2 separate regions of the Mus musculus genome follow, and region 2 is linked to region 1. A link is a loop called in an ENCODE intact Hi-C map of the cell type or tissue named here. Cell type or tissue: heart. All regions are shown on one strand. Each heading gives the region's core, and the rest is flanking DNA. Links, peaks and the distances in the headings are about the cores only.

The links. Peaks named below come from ENCODE experiments on the same cell type or tissue, not always from the same donor. Only the 100,000 strongest peaks of a DNase experiment are listed, where the experiment ranks them.
Region 2: it touches region 1 in a loop (4-fold over the local background); 2 of 42 quality-filtered maps call a loop at or near these places.

Annotation. Positions count from the first base shown.
Region 1 is chr1:132,309,488-132,317,225 of GRCm38, reverse strand. It overlaps Nuak2 (NUAK family, SNF1-like kinase, 2), which reads right to left and starts at 1,101. Exons shown (of 7, transcript NM_028778.4): 1 at 754-1,101. The coding sequence starts at 996. In heart, for the core only: a CTCF peak has its summit at 4,383 (motif pointing left); DNase peaks (open chromatin) are centred at 4,265, 4,995 and 5,765; H3K4me3 peaks cover 514 bases; H3K27ac peaks cover 2,412 bases; H3K27me3 peaks cover 1,526 bases.
Region 2 is chr1:132,386,595-132,394,332 of GRCm38, reverse strand. It overlaps Tmcc2 (transmembrane and coiled-coil domains 2), which reads left to right and starts at 2,947. Exons shown (of 5, transcript NM_178874.3): 1 at 2,947-3,356. The coding sequence starts at 3,150. In heart, for the core only: a CTCF peak has its summit at 3,874; DNase peaks (open chromatin) are centred at 2,522, 3,942, 5,272, 6,192 and 1 weaker place; H3K4me3 peaks cover 4,484 bases; H3K27ac peaks cover 4,370 bases.

The sequences.
Region 1 (7,738 bases), core at 1,703-6,702:
ACTGCACATTTTAAACAAGTAGCCAGCTAATACTCAGGCCCACTGAACTAGAGTGGAAGAAACATTGTTGTGTAACTTTTGGTAAATTTGCTGTCCTTCCAAGGGGAGGTTTCCAGATAGGAGTATTCATTCTCAACACAGGATCTGTGATCAGGGCTCAAGTGCATTCACATTTATATCTTATTTTTTCCAAGCAGCTTGTGAGACAGGCTGTGTTCTCTCTATTTTTGCAGAAGGGGAAACAGAAAACAGAGATGGAGGAACTTGCTCAGAGTTACGGATTATTATTACGATTACACATGCGTAAATCAAAAGGGCAAGTTCCCCAAAGGCCTCACATCCAAAGATGTGGCTGGAGTGCTGGGAGTGGACCTGACATTTGGGCCTGCTTTTACATTTCCCAGAATAAAAACCTATCCCAACCAAACTTAGCTTCATTTCGGCTGGAAAGGCCCCAAAGTGTCAAGTCAGAGTTAAAGATCTCCACACCTCATCCATCTACTAAGAACTGGTGCTTTCAACTTCCTCCTTCCATTCTACTCTGTTGACGTTTGTTCCCGTCAAAATTCAAGTTAAGCTCCGTCTTCTCAAACTACAGGCATCTAGTGAAGCTAAGGTTCAGGACAGATGAGCACTGTCCTGAAAACCACGGACAGACACATCTAAAATGCGCGCGCCTGGCAACGCAGCCGAGGACACCGCAAGGGACGCGCTGTGAGCTCCCGAGAGCCGGGAGCCGCGAGGGACACTCACCAGACGCCCCGAGCTCTCTCGTGCCTTCTTCACCTTCCCGTAGGTGCCCTTGCCCAGCGTCTCCAGGAACTCGTAGCGGTGCCGCAGGTTGTGTTTGTGATGGTGCCGCTTCACCGCCTGCTTCTTCATCAGAGGTTTAGGCGACTTGATGAGCCCGTCCGCCAGCGGCCGGGCGCTCTCCGAGGCCAGGGCGGAGGCCGAGGGAGCCTGGCTCGGGCGCTGGAGTAAGGCCACCGACTCCATGGTGCGGGGACCGCGAGGTGGAGTGGGTCGGGCAGCAGTAGCAGCGCGCGCTGAGCCGCGGGCTCAGAGGTCACAGCCGCACCCGAGCACGCTAGAAAGCCCCGCGTTCCGAATTGCTATAAAACGTTTCGAGGGGGAATGTCCTGACCACGCCCCTGCGTCCCATTGGCCGACTTGCCGGCGGCTCGTGACCAAAACCTCTCGCATTGGTTCACCCTCTCCTGCCCCGTTCCTCCCCTTGGCTAGGCGCGGAAAGGTGTGAATGGGGCCCCGCCCACTTGGACCCGAGGCCCAGGAATGCGAGAATGGAGGCAGAGCCGAATTAATACCGAAGTGCCAGTCTTTAGGATTGAAGGCTCTCTGAATTGCTTTAGTCTCTGAATGACGCCAACCTTGTGCTATTGTGCTGTGTTCTCGGTTGGCAAGGGACAATCTAAGGGCACTAGAAAGTCCCGAAGTATTTCTCCACATGCAGTAAATTGTTTCTTCCAAGCTCAAAATCTGAAAAGCCTTTTGATAACTTCTTGAGGTCCATAAAGGAGAAAGTGAATAGGGAGATGGAATGGGTTGGAGACTGACGCCAGCTAAGCACTGGTAGAGAGCTGTCCTGACTCCATGTTCACTCTGCTTGGATTCCACCAACCTTAATTGGATTCTGGAATCCAACAGGCCTGGGAAATCCTTACTTTGTAGGGTTGCGTGGATTCCCTCAAGATGTGGTGGCCTTGTGGATCTCCATAAATTGTGAAAAAAGCACATCACATTCCAAGGACTTACATCCACGAGCTCCTAAATCTGTAAGGAGTGTCTTGGTCCCAGGGTTTCCTCCCAGTGGATTTTTTTTTTTTTTCAAAAGAGCAGGAGGTTGGGCATAAGATTTGGCTGCATTTAAGGGGCCTGGAAGGCTATGTCCAGACCCCCCTTTCCGATGTAGAAAGTGAGTTTACTTCTGCCACACAGCTGGCAAGAAAGCCTGGAATTCAGATACTGGCCTATAGGGAAAGAGTACAGGACAAGAGGACTTCCCTAATTCTAGCTATTCCGGGCAGGCATCCCTCCCTCATCTGCAGGACCTCATCTCTAGCTGTATCTTTAGGACTTGGCAGAGGATCAAAGAGGACTACGTCCTCAATTATCAAATTAAAAAAAAAACTACTCTCTGCCCATTTTCCTACTTCTGTTTGCCCTTTGAATCTTTTCAGAGGGAATAACTGGTATCTCCTTGTCTTGGAGCTCTCTGTAGCCAGAGACCATCCACCGGGAATCAGCCTTCTCTAAGTTCGGACGGTCCATGGAAACTGTATAGCTAGTTTAGTGCCCTATCTTCTGCCAGCTTGCCTCTCCACTCTGAGTAGTCTGTGAAAATAGAAAAGGCTCAACCAGTCTGCTCTCTGTGCGCCCTGTCTGTCAGTTCCTGGGGTCTGTCCAGGCAGAGTAGGACAATGAAAAGCATGTGTCAGAGGAGCAGGCTCAGGGATGGGAGACCTGGGTTCTAGACCTGACTGACATGAAAAGAGGAGGGAGCCCCTAGCCAAGATGAGAGGAGGATAGTTTGGGGTTGCTTTCTAAAGATAGGGCTTTTAAAGCTTACTAGAAGACCCATGTCTGTTAGCTAGCTGTATCAACATTTCCTCATAAGATGAAGACTTTTTTTCAGAGGAGCCCAAGGTTTCCTTTAAGACTCAATCTAGACATTTATCACTATTCCTAAACACCCCCAATACCCAGGGCACTGCTGAACAGATAAAGGTGCACAGTGGATTCATACAGACCAGATGGATGGATGGACACAGGAGGCAAACAAACAGACCTGCAGGCAGAGGAGTGAGCCATCAGAACCATGGAGAGAACTGAGAGATGGCTCAGCAGGTAAGGGCACTGACTGATCTTCCAAAGGACCAGGATTTCATCCCCGGCACCCACAAGATGACCCACAAAGAGCCATAACTCCAGTACCAGGGGTTCTGGCCCCCTCTTCTGATCTCCAACGACATCAAGCATGTATCTTCTGCACAGAAATGCATACTGGCATAAGGCTGTACATATGAAATAAATTAACAACAATTGTTTACAGAACTACTGATTAGAACAACCAAGTGCCAGAACTAACTTTCATTCTGTGTAGGGAGGACCTGGGATGTGGCTCAGTGACTTAAAGATTGGGCTTAGCTCTTTGGAGGATTTGTTAGGACGTTTAAGCTGAGCTGAGTCACCCTCATTCAGTTTGTCTGCCTCACGCTCTAGTCTTAGGAGGAAGCACTTCTTCTAACCCTTGCACCCAGTCACCAACTACTTAGCCCAATGATTCTCAACCTTCCTAATCCCTTGACCCTTTAATGCAATTCCTTGTATTGTCGTGACCTCCCAACCATAAAATTATCTTTGTTGCTACTTCATAACTGCAATTTTGCTACTGTTATGAATTGTAATGTAAATATCTGATACGGGGGCTCTCTGATATGTGACTTCTGAGAAAAGGCCCTGCAATTCTAAAGAGGTCATGACCCACAGGTTGGGAACCAAGGATTTAAAGACTCTTGTGGAAAATGAGCCTTCTGTGCAGTCACCGGGAATAAGTATCCATTCCTGAACTCCTGAACTCCATAGTCTGAATGTGCTGTGACAAGTATTATGTGCAGTGGGGGAAATGGGATGGGAATGGGTAAGGCAGGTATCAGGCACATCTAAGGGGGATGACTACTAATTAGTTCCCCACTCTCGAGAATTTTTCTGCCTAACAAGAGAAATAAGATAAATAAAGAAGATAAAAACAAAATAAGCTTCCTCTATAATCTAGGACAGAAAGTGGGAGACCTCTCAAAGTGGTGTGAAGTACAGGTATATGGCAGAAAAGTTGGATCTTATCTGGTTCAGGAGTTCAGGGGTCAGGGGGTGCTCAGAGGAAGCCACTTGGGTTTTGAAGTGGTGGGTGAGACATAGATTAGTCTTAGGCATGACATGGAGAGGCAGGGAGAAAGAACAGAGAGAGCTAATGCATTTGTTTTCTGTGTATCCGAGAACCATAAGGGGTCTCTAGGACACAAGAGTATCTACTCCCCAGGACTATTGGGGCAGATCTCATTTTTTCCTCTGGGAGAAGAGCAGATGCAGGACCCAGCTCACCACCCACCTCCAGCCAGAGACCTGGGTCATTAAATTGCCTTTTCCCAGAACTCAGATGAGTTATGGCCCTCGGTCAGCTCTTAGCCCCACTCTGTGGTGGACAGTAAGGCCTGGATATGTGGACCTTTGCCCTCTTAGGGGCTGATGGAATTGTGTGAACAGGAACCAGCCAGTTAGAACTGGTTCTCCAAACCAAGGAGGTATGACTCCAAGGAGCTGGCTTAAAACCCTGTAGTCTAGGAAATTGAGGGCTCAAAGCTGCTCTCTTCTGGCCTAATTGAGTATAACAGGGCTTGTGTCATGGCTGAAACTGACTACAATGTCTATCTACTGTTTGTTGCGCTGACCTAAGTTCTAAGCATCCTAGGCATAGTGTCACCAGCTAGAAAGTCGCATAGCTGGAGGTAAATAATCATGATAATCTCCATGTCATGGGTCAGATCATACAACACCTGTGGGGCCCAAATGCATTCTGGAAATACAAGCAAGCTGGAGCTACAAAGGTACAAGCTAAAATTCTAGCAAGTCCTACAAGGAATGTGACAGCCTGTGCTGGCCTTAGCTGGCCTGTCCGGATGAACTCACTCCTCACTAGGAACACTACCATATGATTATGCCCACTGTGCCAATGAGTAAGCTAAGCCACAGAGAGATGAAGTTCCTGTCCCTACAGGGTCACATAGACTGCACCAGAAATGGTGGGCTTATGGCTAGGTAAGGATTCTGGTTTGCTCAGGCTCCTGATGCTCTGTACTCATGTATGAAGCATGTCACATGTCTCCTTCATGAGTTTGCTTTGGGACCAAATGAGATATGAAGTTACCAGATGGATGGTGTCCTCCTATCTTGGGTTTTGGCTAGCCTTCCGTCTTTTGGCCAGTTCTGGCAGAGATCCAATTATGTTTCGGGGAGGCTGTACAACAAGGTCTTAACAGACACTTGAGCTGTTTGATCTGACCCAGGCCAGAGTGAAGATAAGCTCAGAGTTAGTGAGTGACTGTTGAAACTGTCTGGGGCTTGAGAGCTATGCTGGGGGGCACAGGAGAAGCTGGGGAACACAGAAGAAGCTGGGGGACACAGGAGGAACTGAGGGACACAAGAGGAGCTGGAGGACACAGGAGGTGCTGAGGGACACAGGGGGAGCTGGGAAACACAGGGGGAGCTGAGGAACACAGGAAGAGCTGGGAAACACGGGAGAAGCTGGGGGGACACAGGAGAAGCTGGGGGACACAAGAGAAGGCTGTGGAGAGAGGAAATGAAGATGCTCTTAACTATCCCACATACTAAATTTTAAGCTCAATGGTGGGTATCTATTTTTATTTTTATTTTCTATTTTATCCTAAATTCTAGTGGTTCCAGTCAGTGCTTTGCAAGGGGCTCCTCGCCTTCCTGTTAGTGGTAGAACACAGAGATCTTCCTCCTTGTCTGCCCTTTGACCGACATCCTCTTTCTGACCTCTGAGGTTCTGTAACTCTCCTTCTGTGGTATTACAAAACCAGGGTGTCTGCGCTTTAGGCAGGTGTTAAACGCTACAGGATTCCTCTAGTGGGCCCCCCAGATCCCGAGTGCTTTCCATGGGCTCCCTGAGTGGTTCCACCGCAGTAAGTCACCCGGGACCGTTGACGCCTGAGACTGTGTCAGTAAAAATAACTCCTGTCTCTCTAGCTGTCAACACTCCAGTGCACAGAACCTTAATGCCTCTTCACTGAGCCTTGGGTTAGGTGTTGGGTGCATTGGTAGTTGATGCAAATGAGGCAGGAAGCACAACAAGGCTGAGTGGGAGTCAGAGACAGGGCTGGGTGATGTGACTGAGCCTCCTTAAGCCTAATTGCCCTAGTGAAACCCTGAACTTGGAAGTGGCTTTATAGAGAGTTCTAGGCTCCCCAGCAGGTGGGGCTTATCGCAAGGGACACTGCAGCTCAGGGCCCAGTAGCTTCACTTCATATAAATGAGAGAATATGTTCTTCCTGTCAGTTCTGCCTCCATTCCCAGGAGTGACTAGGAAATATATAGAAGGGATATGTGCCTGGATTTGAGGGGCGATGTCTAGTCCCCCCTCTCTGCCTTGTGCCCAGTTGGCTCCTGCTGCCAACACAAGTCCTTGGGCTTCCAAGCTGATCCTGGAATGTTAACCCCAAGCAAAGCACATTCTTTAGCCGGGTCAGCAGCTCCTGGCCCTGGGTAAAGGAAGGTGGGAGCCAGCATTCCTCCGTCGTGGCCCTGAATAACACCGGTACAGTCTGGTATTCGGGGGTGGCTATTGCAAGCTGGATTAAGGAGCCATCATCACCAGAGATCATAAACTGCTGACCTAGAAGTCCTATGAGAGCCTACGCTGTGGGAGCAAGTCCATAAGCAAGGGGATTTGAAGTTCTGCTTAGTTTCTGACCTGGTTCTGTGTCTGTCTTCTGTAGGGAAGAACTGAAGCAAGAAAGCAGGCAGGGGGGCTGGTGAGACACCCGACTGCTCTTCTAAAGGTCCTGAGTTCAAGTCCCAGCAACCACATAGTGGCTCACAACCATCTGTAGTAGGACCTGATGACCTCTTCTGGAGTGTCTGAAGACAGTTGCAGTGTACTTACATATAATAAATAAATAAATCTTTAGAGAGAAAGAAAGAAAGAAAGAAAGAAAGAAAGAAAGAAAGAAAGAAAGGAAGGAAGGAAGGAAGGAAGAAAGAAAGAAAGAAAGAAAGAAAGAAAGAAAGAAAGAAAGAAAAAAGGAAGGGAGAGAGAGAGAAAGAAAGGAAGGAAGGAAGGAAGGAAGGAAGGAAGAAAGAAAGAAAGAAAGAAAGAAAGAAAGAAAGAAAGAAAGAAAGGAAGGAAGGAAGGAAGAAAGAAAGAAAGAAAGAAAGAAAGAAAGAAAGAAAGAAAGAAAGAAAGAGAGAGAGAAAAAAGGAAGGAAGGGAGAGAGAGAAAGAAAGAAAGAAAGAAAGAAAGAAAGAAAGAAAGAAAGAAAGAAAGAAAGAGGGCAGGGTACAGTTTCCTCTCACAGTCAGTGCTTTCTCTGAGCTTCTGAATTTCTGACTTTAATTGCTCTGTGCTATACCTATAGTTCCCACCTGACAGGCTCTCTGGGATGTCCTGGGACACATGGGTTAGTGACAGCATCACAACCTGAAGAGACCTCAGAAAACTGTGGCTAGAGGACTAGAAAAGGAGTGGCTTACATTTGCCACGCACAGAGGGGTGTTCAGGGTGGACGGGACAGGCAGATGGGGAGGGGCTGAGGAGAGAGGGAGTCTGGAGTGCTGAGTGGGAAGGGGCAGGCTGGAAGGATAGCCTTTATGGGGAGCTGAGGCTGGGGCTTTTATGAGGGCTGGGAGGCTGAAGGGAAGGTTGAGTTACTGAGCCTTCAGTCAGATTTATAGCCAAGATCTCCAGAAGGGTGGGGGGAATGCAGTGAAAGTCTGGGCAGAGAGGGTACTAAATATTTCGTGTGGTGATGGGGGTGCAAAGGAAGCCAGTCACTGTGTGAGGGAGAGGGTCTGCCTAGGGTGGAGCCTGCTTCACTAAGGCTCTAGAAGCTCCTGTCCCAGGTCCAACAGGAACAACCTAGAAAGGAAGGCCCCAGTCATCCCCCTTCTTCAAGTCGGGGCTGTGGAGCAGGGGATTCTGGGA
Region 2 (7,738 bases), core at 1,515-6,514, 77 kb before region 1:
GAGCTGGAGGGCACACCTGTGATCCAGATCTTGAGGCTGGAAGACAAAAATTTCTGACCCAGATCTCAACATGGGATGACACACACCTTTGATTCAGATCTTGAGGCATAGTGGCCATGAAAAGCTTAGGTTCATGCAATGTGGTACAAGCCTTTAATCCCAGAAGACTGAGGAAAGCAGGTCTCTGAGTTCAAGGCCAGCCTGAGACAGAGCAAATTCCAAATCCAGGCGTGGTGGCACACCATTCCTCCTCCTGAAGGCTCCATAAGGTTGGAAGACAGAAGACTCACTCTTCATCATCTGCTTGCACTTACTTGCCAGCACATCTGCTGGAGCCTACTTCTTCAGGATTCCAGCTTATACAGAAGACAAGCTGAAGCAACCATCCTCCTGGGACTGAGCAACTACCAGATTCTTGGACTTCCTATTCACCGCTGACCATTGTTGGGTTAGTTGGATTGTAGACTGTAAGTCATTCCACTACATTCCCTTAAGAACATTCCACAAGTTCTATGACTCTTGAGAACCCTGGCTAACACAGACATAATAAATACATAATACTATTTTAAAAATCAAACCTAAGCCAGATGCTTCTAATTTCAACCCTCAGAGGCTGATTCAGGGAGATTACAATTTAGAGGCTACCCTGAGCTATTCATAGTGAAGCACTGCCTCAAAATCAAACTTGGATGATCATCGATTTGTTATAGAAATGAAGCATAAGTAAAAATTATGATGTTTTCTGCTTCCTAGGGGTTATTTAATTTTCTGTTATGAATTTATTTACTGTATTTTCATATGTACAAGTGCTTTGCCCACATGTATGACTATGCACCACGTGTGTGCCTGATGTTTAATGCTCAGGCAGCCTGGAAGAAGTGGTCAGAGAAAATGTTAGGTTCCCTGGGACGGAAGTTGTTAGCTGCTATTTGGGCACTGCTATTTCGAACCCAGGACCTCTGGAGGAGAGCCCAGTGCTCTTAACTGCTGAGCCATATCTCCAGCCCCATTCTTGAAGGATTCTCGAAGAACCCCTTCTGCTCTTCTTTAGCTTGGAGTCAAGAAGGGCCCACTGTGTGTTCCAAACCCATTGCCACCCAAGACTTGCTCATGCTTTAGGGGCCTCTACACGTTCCTCTCTCAGCCCAGGCAGAGAGCAGTGTGTTTCTCTCCTTTGTACCATGTACCGAGGGAATCTGCTCTCCACGCCCCCCCCCCAGCTTGTCTAGTCCCTGCCCACGATCTGCTCTGGCTCTGGCACTCTGCCATTCCTCAACATTGAAAATCCAAAAGGCTTATAGCTTTGCATTCCCAAACTGTGCCTGATACCGTGTAGTGGATATGGGGTGGGGAGGTAGAGTGTTTTTGCATTCCCAGCCCATTCTAAATTCCCATCTTCTAAAAACAGAGCAGCTTAGTTTAGAAAGTGGCTCCCTGAATAGAGTAAATTCTTAACAACTTGGTCTCTTTTAGGATACACATCAAAATAAGGGACTGGAATGGGGGAAAGGCTTAACAGAGTTAGGAAACTCACAGACTAGTGGGACCGAAGTGAGGCAAGAAGGGTTTGGTGAGTGTGAAAGAGACTGGCAAACTGTAAAATCCTTCAGAGAAAGCTCTGTGACTCACAGGGGGAGGCGCAGCCTTTTACAGTAGCCCAGGCCTGTGTTTCTCAGATGTTACCTTGTGTGAGAATTACCCGACGGGCTTGTGAAACATGGATCTTTGGGTCCATGACTTCTGATTTAGTTGTATCCAGGAATTCGTATTTCTGTCTGGTTCCCTGGTGGTGGTGATGATGATGATGACTACGATGGTGATGATGCAGGGTCCAGTCTATGCCTTAAGAACTACTGGATGCTGAATAAGGGCAACCCATCCATGCCAAAGAAGGCATACAGTTTGCAGAACGAATAGGAATTAATAGAGTAGAATACTACTACTCTCCATTTTTTGGTAGCTCCATCTGCTCTCATCTTCCAAACTGCTTAGCAATAGTATGGGGCAAATGTAACATTCTTTTTCCAGTCTTCAGTACATATCATTAATACCTACCATTAATACCCATTCCTTTTAAAAAGCTGCTTCTGGTGAGCATGTATTTGGGCACTGAGTTTCTAAACATAAAGCCTGCGTTCTTATGAGATGTGTATTTAAAACAGAGAAAGAGGGGATGTAGCAGAACAGTCCCTCTCCTTTGCTTTTGTAGCTATGAAGGTAGGCATGGGTTTGCGACCCAAACCACCTATTCTAGAAGGGACTAGCTTGTCTCTAACTGAAGGGATGCATATAATATAAGGTGCAGAGTTAGGGGAGTGATGATAAACACTTAATGTGTCCCCCAACAAAGCGAATGGGCGGGGTGATCGTGAAGGCCTAGCCTGGGAGAGGTGGCTCCAAAGCCGGCACAGAGCTGAGCTCCAACACAGCCTCAGCCCTCCAGACCCTCCCGGGGGACGCGCGGTGCAACCAAGCCTACAGCGGTGTCCGCGCGCCGTTGCGCAGCCCTCCGGCCTTCCCATTGGCGGGCGGCGCCATCTGCGCTCGCCTCGCCCTGGCGCTGGCGGGCGGAGGCCCGGGCGGGGTAGGCCGCGCTCGCGGCGGGCTGTGGCCGCAGCCTTGCGCGGCTGCTGACGAGGAGCGGGGCGCGGGGCGGGAGGAGGCAGGCCCATGCGGGGCGGCGGCGGGCGGCGGGCGGCGGCGGGGCCGGGTGCCCAGGGCGGCCCTATGGGACCCGCCCGGCCGGCTCCCGCGTGCCCTGCCTGGCCCAGCAGTCCGGCCTGCGGGCGGGGATGCGCGGTGTGGTCCAGCTCCCCGCCGCCCTGCGGGGCCCTGAGGCAGAAAGTTTGGGGGTCGGGAGCGGCCCCCCTCCCGCGCCAGTGACTGCCTAAGGACCGCTGCAGCCCGGCTTCGCCCGCGACCTGCCTCCGCTCCCCAGGTCGGAATGAACTATCCTAAGGCTCCCCCTCTTCGCCCCTCCCTCATCCTCCTTTAAAAAGATAATTTCTTAAATTCAAGAACTCGTGATCTGCCTACTCCCCTCGTCCATAATTTAAACCCCAGGTCTTTTGAGTGCAAGAGGGGGGTGCGGTCTCTCCCCAAGATAGCACGCTAGAAGGACAGATTCCCCTTGCCGACCCACTTACACCATGAAGAGGTGCAAATCGGACGAGCTGCAGCAACAGCAGGGCGAGGAGGATGGGGCTGGGATGGAAGACGCTGCTTGCCTTCTGCCAGGCGCGGACCTCCGGCATGGGGAGGCCTCGAGTGCTAACTCCGCTGGCGGGCCAACTTCAGATGCTGGCGCTGCGGTGGCACCCAACCCGGGTCCCCGAAGCAAGCCTCCTGATTTAAAGGTGAGCGCAGACCGTCTCCAGGCAAGCCCAGCCCGCCACGTAGCTTCCCCCACCCCTCGCAGAAGTGTCTTAACCGAATAAAAGTGATGGGGAAGCTCGCAAAGGTCAGAGAGGATGAATGATGTTCGGCTAGGTTCGGAGGGGGAAGCTAGGCACCATTTGTTCCTGTCTATCAGCTCCATCTCAGTCCTCTGTGTTCTTCATTATTCAGCAAACGTTCTAATGACTCACTCATCTGAGATTGTTTGAAGAACGTGTGTGAAACCCTATTTTGCAGACAAAGGGCTGGCGAGATCTAAGATGCTAACTTAGAAAGTTCACAGTACTCTCCCTTCTGTAGGAAGGCTAGAGAAGAAGATTGTAGCTTGGGAAGCTAAATAGGTGACCGTTACCTTCCTATGCCAATTAGCCTCCTCCGAGTGCGGATTTTTTTTTTTTTTTTTTTTTTTGAGCATCTTCCTGAACGAAGCTCAGTTTGTCCATCTATGAAAGGGGGGTGTAGATGTCTTGCCGTTAGGTGGAGCCAGAGGTTAAGCTAGTGCTTGGAGATCCCTCTCTGCCTCCTGAACCAACCCCCAGGGTGGAGAACTGACAGGTGGCAGGGCAGAGCCTGGGCTGATTGGGGCCTCGGTTCAAGTTGCACACATGCTGAGCCGGCAGCTAGAACCAGAATTGGAAAGGACCGTTCACATGGAGCTGTTTATTTTCCAGCCCGAGGTCTTCCAGACTATTGGCGAGCTGTATTGAATACATCTCTGTATCAATTACAGCAGCAGCCAGGATAAATAATGCGCCTTTGCTGGAGTTACCATCGGGACTGCCAGCTCAGGCTCCTTAGGCCAGCTCACAACTGGGCTGAGAGAGATGTCAGCTCCCGGAAGGAACTTAAATGCCTTGGGGATTGATGCCTTGGAAATTTTCTCCGGAAAGGGTGCAGGGTCTGGGATAGGGGAGCAGAAAGGCCTCCCGTTAGGTTAAAGCCTTGTCCAAATGGCTGTGGGCCCCGGAGGAGCTCACTAGAATAAGCTAATGACATTCCTTCTTTGGTCTGAGCAGCTCAAAGTCAGGAAGCCAGGTGAGTGCATGTGTGCTTTATGTGTGTGTGTGTGTGTGTGTGTGTGTGTGTTGTCCCTTGGGGAAGAGAGCCCACTCACTCCTTGTGGGACTTTTAAATTTTTGTGGAAGTTTTGCAAACCTGACCTCTTTCCACCCACCTTATGTGTAATGATGGACTAGTTGAACACCTAGGCTTTCTTCACAAAGCTTGTGATTCCCTCAGGCTCCAAGAAGTGTCACTCCCTCCCCCAAGTGACATGTTTTTTGTTTTAACTGAGATGGTAAGTCCCTTTAATGCTGCCGAGAGGAACAGGGGGTGACCTTTCGACCTCCCTCTGCTGGCTGTGCTAAGGGGGCTGTAGTTTCTGTGTCTATAAAGCTGCCCAAGGCTCCTTGTCTGTACCCTCCTGTGTCATCTTTTTTGATGACATTCATTTTGAACAGGGGCAGATAGAGCGATAGCACTGCACTTGACTACAATATGTTAACCGCTGAGCCGTCCTGAGGAGGAATTGAGAATTGAGGACCCTTACACACACACACACACACACACACACACACACACACACACTTCTATATAGCCCAGGCAGTGTGGATCCAAGCTTATGCAAGCACGGGGAGACTCACAGAGCACTTGCCTGTTTATCTCTGTCTGTCTCATCACAACATGTTTACTGCAGGACAGAGACCTCTCTACCAGATGTGACTCAGGGCTACCAAAATGTGACATGTCACTTAACTTTTCTGAAGAAAGGAACAAGGGATATTGGAGTGTGGCTAAACTTGTTTTCCAGTGCTGGACAAGTTTCCCATGGCTGACAGTTTAGTGGAAAAATTTCATCATTGTCTCTGGAACTGGGTGGGGGCTGACTTGTTCTGAATTTGACAATGATACCAAGAGGAAATGCGTTTGCTTTTTAATCTGGAATGCCTTTCCCGTGCCTGTGTTTAGTTGATGCTGTTCAGGAGCTCTGGCTTGCTTTTGCTTTCATTTTGAACTTGGAGATAGGAACTTTCAGTCCCTTAGTCCCACTTCTATTTTCTTGTGACAGCTCCAGGCATGGGGACTGATTGTGTGTCAATGGAGACAGTCATCTTGATTGTTGAGCAAGGAGCGAAGGCATGGAAAGCTCTGTCTAAAGCACCTCCATAGCAGGAGAGAAAGAGGAGAATCTGGTCTTTGCTAGAGATCTGAATGATGCCCGGCTAGTGATGCTCAGCAGTGTCAGGGGCTTCGGCTATCTCTGGTCCTTCAAGGATGATCATACTGCACGATGTGCATTTCTTGGCTTATTTTGTGTGGAGGTTGGGGTAGGGGTGGATGTCCTGAGATCATAACCAGCGTCTTGAGCATACTAGACAAGCCCTCTATCACCGTAAATTTCTTCTGTGGTAGCTTGGAATCTGTGATTATGTGGTTAGGGGGTGGGGGTGGGGGTCTGGAAAATAGTTACATAGTAACATTTTAAAATGGTAACTATAACAGAAAAGCAACCTGCGAATGGGCCCGGCCCCACAGGAGGCTTCTGTAAACACTTCTGAGGCTTTGCCAGAGCTTCAGATAAGCATGAATCCTCCAGGGGGAAAGATCTCAGCAGACAGTATGTAAGGGGAGCCTGATAGTTAAAATGGATTCCTTTAACCACTCAAGCTCACATCTCCATTCACTTGGTCTCATGATTCCATCCTTTGCTGCTATCCAGAGTCCTTGCTTGTTGAGGAGAGACTGGCTGGCTGACCTAAAGTGTAACAGAATTCTCTAGTGAGGAGACTGGCTGTAGTGAGAAGGGGTGGGGAGGAGCTTAGGGGAACTCCGCACACAGAGATCCTGTTTAGAATACAGCCTGTGGCTGAGGCCTGGGAGAATGGCTGAGCGTAGTGTGCAGCTCTTCCTGAAGGCATTGCCCACCCTCCACCACTCCAATCCCACCGCTCCGTGCAGGAACAGAGCCTTTTCTGAGAGGAAAAGCCAGAGGATGCTGGCCAGGGAAAGTTCCCAGAGGTGCTCTGTCCTCTGGGATTTCTGAACAGCATCATCATCACTCCTTAAAGAAGATAGGAGAGTTCCACCTTCATGTTGTTCCTGTGTTGTTGGAAGCGCTCTTGACTCAAGGCTCAGATCCTGTTCCTCTGTTCATAGCTTATTCTGTTCTCTCTTCCTACTGAGTGAGGATCAGGGAAGACAACAGACACCAAGGGAAATTAGAGCTGAACCCTAGGTGGTTTTCCTGGTCCGGTGTTTGAGGGTGTTTCAGCATCCTGCGAATAGCTCCTGTTACTTCCCCATTCAGTCTATTGGCAAGAGGGTAGGTTTGTGTTAGTCTGTTGACTAACAGATAACTGGGCACTTTAAGACCAAAAGATGTTATTATAAACATTGAAATAGGACATTCATATAATGGTGTCCATAGAGAGACACATGTGCAGTTTAATAAAAGCAGAAATAGATAGCTCATCTATTCACAAATTAACATTGACATTCCCGACCCTCTGCGTTTCTGTTCTATTGTTTTGTTTTTTTTTTTTTTTTTTTTTTTGTTTGTTTTTGTTTTTTGAGACAGGGTTTCTCTGTATAGACCTGGCTGTCCTGGAATTCACTTTGTAGACCAGACTGGCCTCAAACTCAGAAATCCGCCTGCCTCTGCCTCTGCCTCCCAAGTGCAGGGATTAAAGGTGTGCACCACCACCGCCCGGCTTGTTTTGTTTTTTTAAGGGCCAGGAGTTGGTTAAAATTTGCTGTATCAGTCTTTAAATAAATGAGAAGACTAGCTACTACTAGACTCGAGAGGAGGGCGGGGGTATGAAGGCCTGTGCATAGCCTGGGACTTTGAATAATTTGTTGACTGTGGAGTATGGCTATCCTGGGGGACAGTATCCCTGCAATCTATGGGGCATGGGCCCCTCAGGTAGATTTCACCAGGGGAAGCAGGATTGAGGGAGAACAAACCCAGGAAATGGAAACTTAGTTCTTCAGCAAGGCAATGCCTTCTTCATTTTCAGGTGAGCCTCCAGGGCCTCCAGAATGAAACACTTGCAAGAAAACTCCTAGGGCACCCAGGCTTCAGTGTGCTTGGGGCACATGCAGTGGAATACGATCCATGGGTTAATCAGGGAGATGCTTGAAGAGGCGATGGCTTGAGATCAGAATAGTAAAGAAAGGGCAGAGCATTAATTAACAAACAAGGAGAACGCCTAGCTAGGATACATAAGATGACAAGAACCTAGACCTCAGTATAGTGTTTACCCTGTTCCCTTTCCCTGTCAGTGCCGGGGGGGCCAGCTCCGAGGATGCTCAAGTTGCTAGTTTTGACCCATCTCTACTTTAT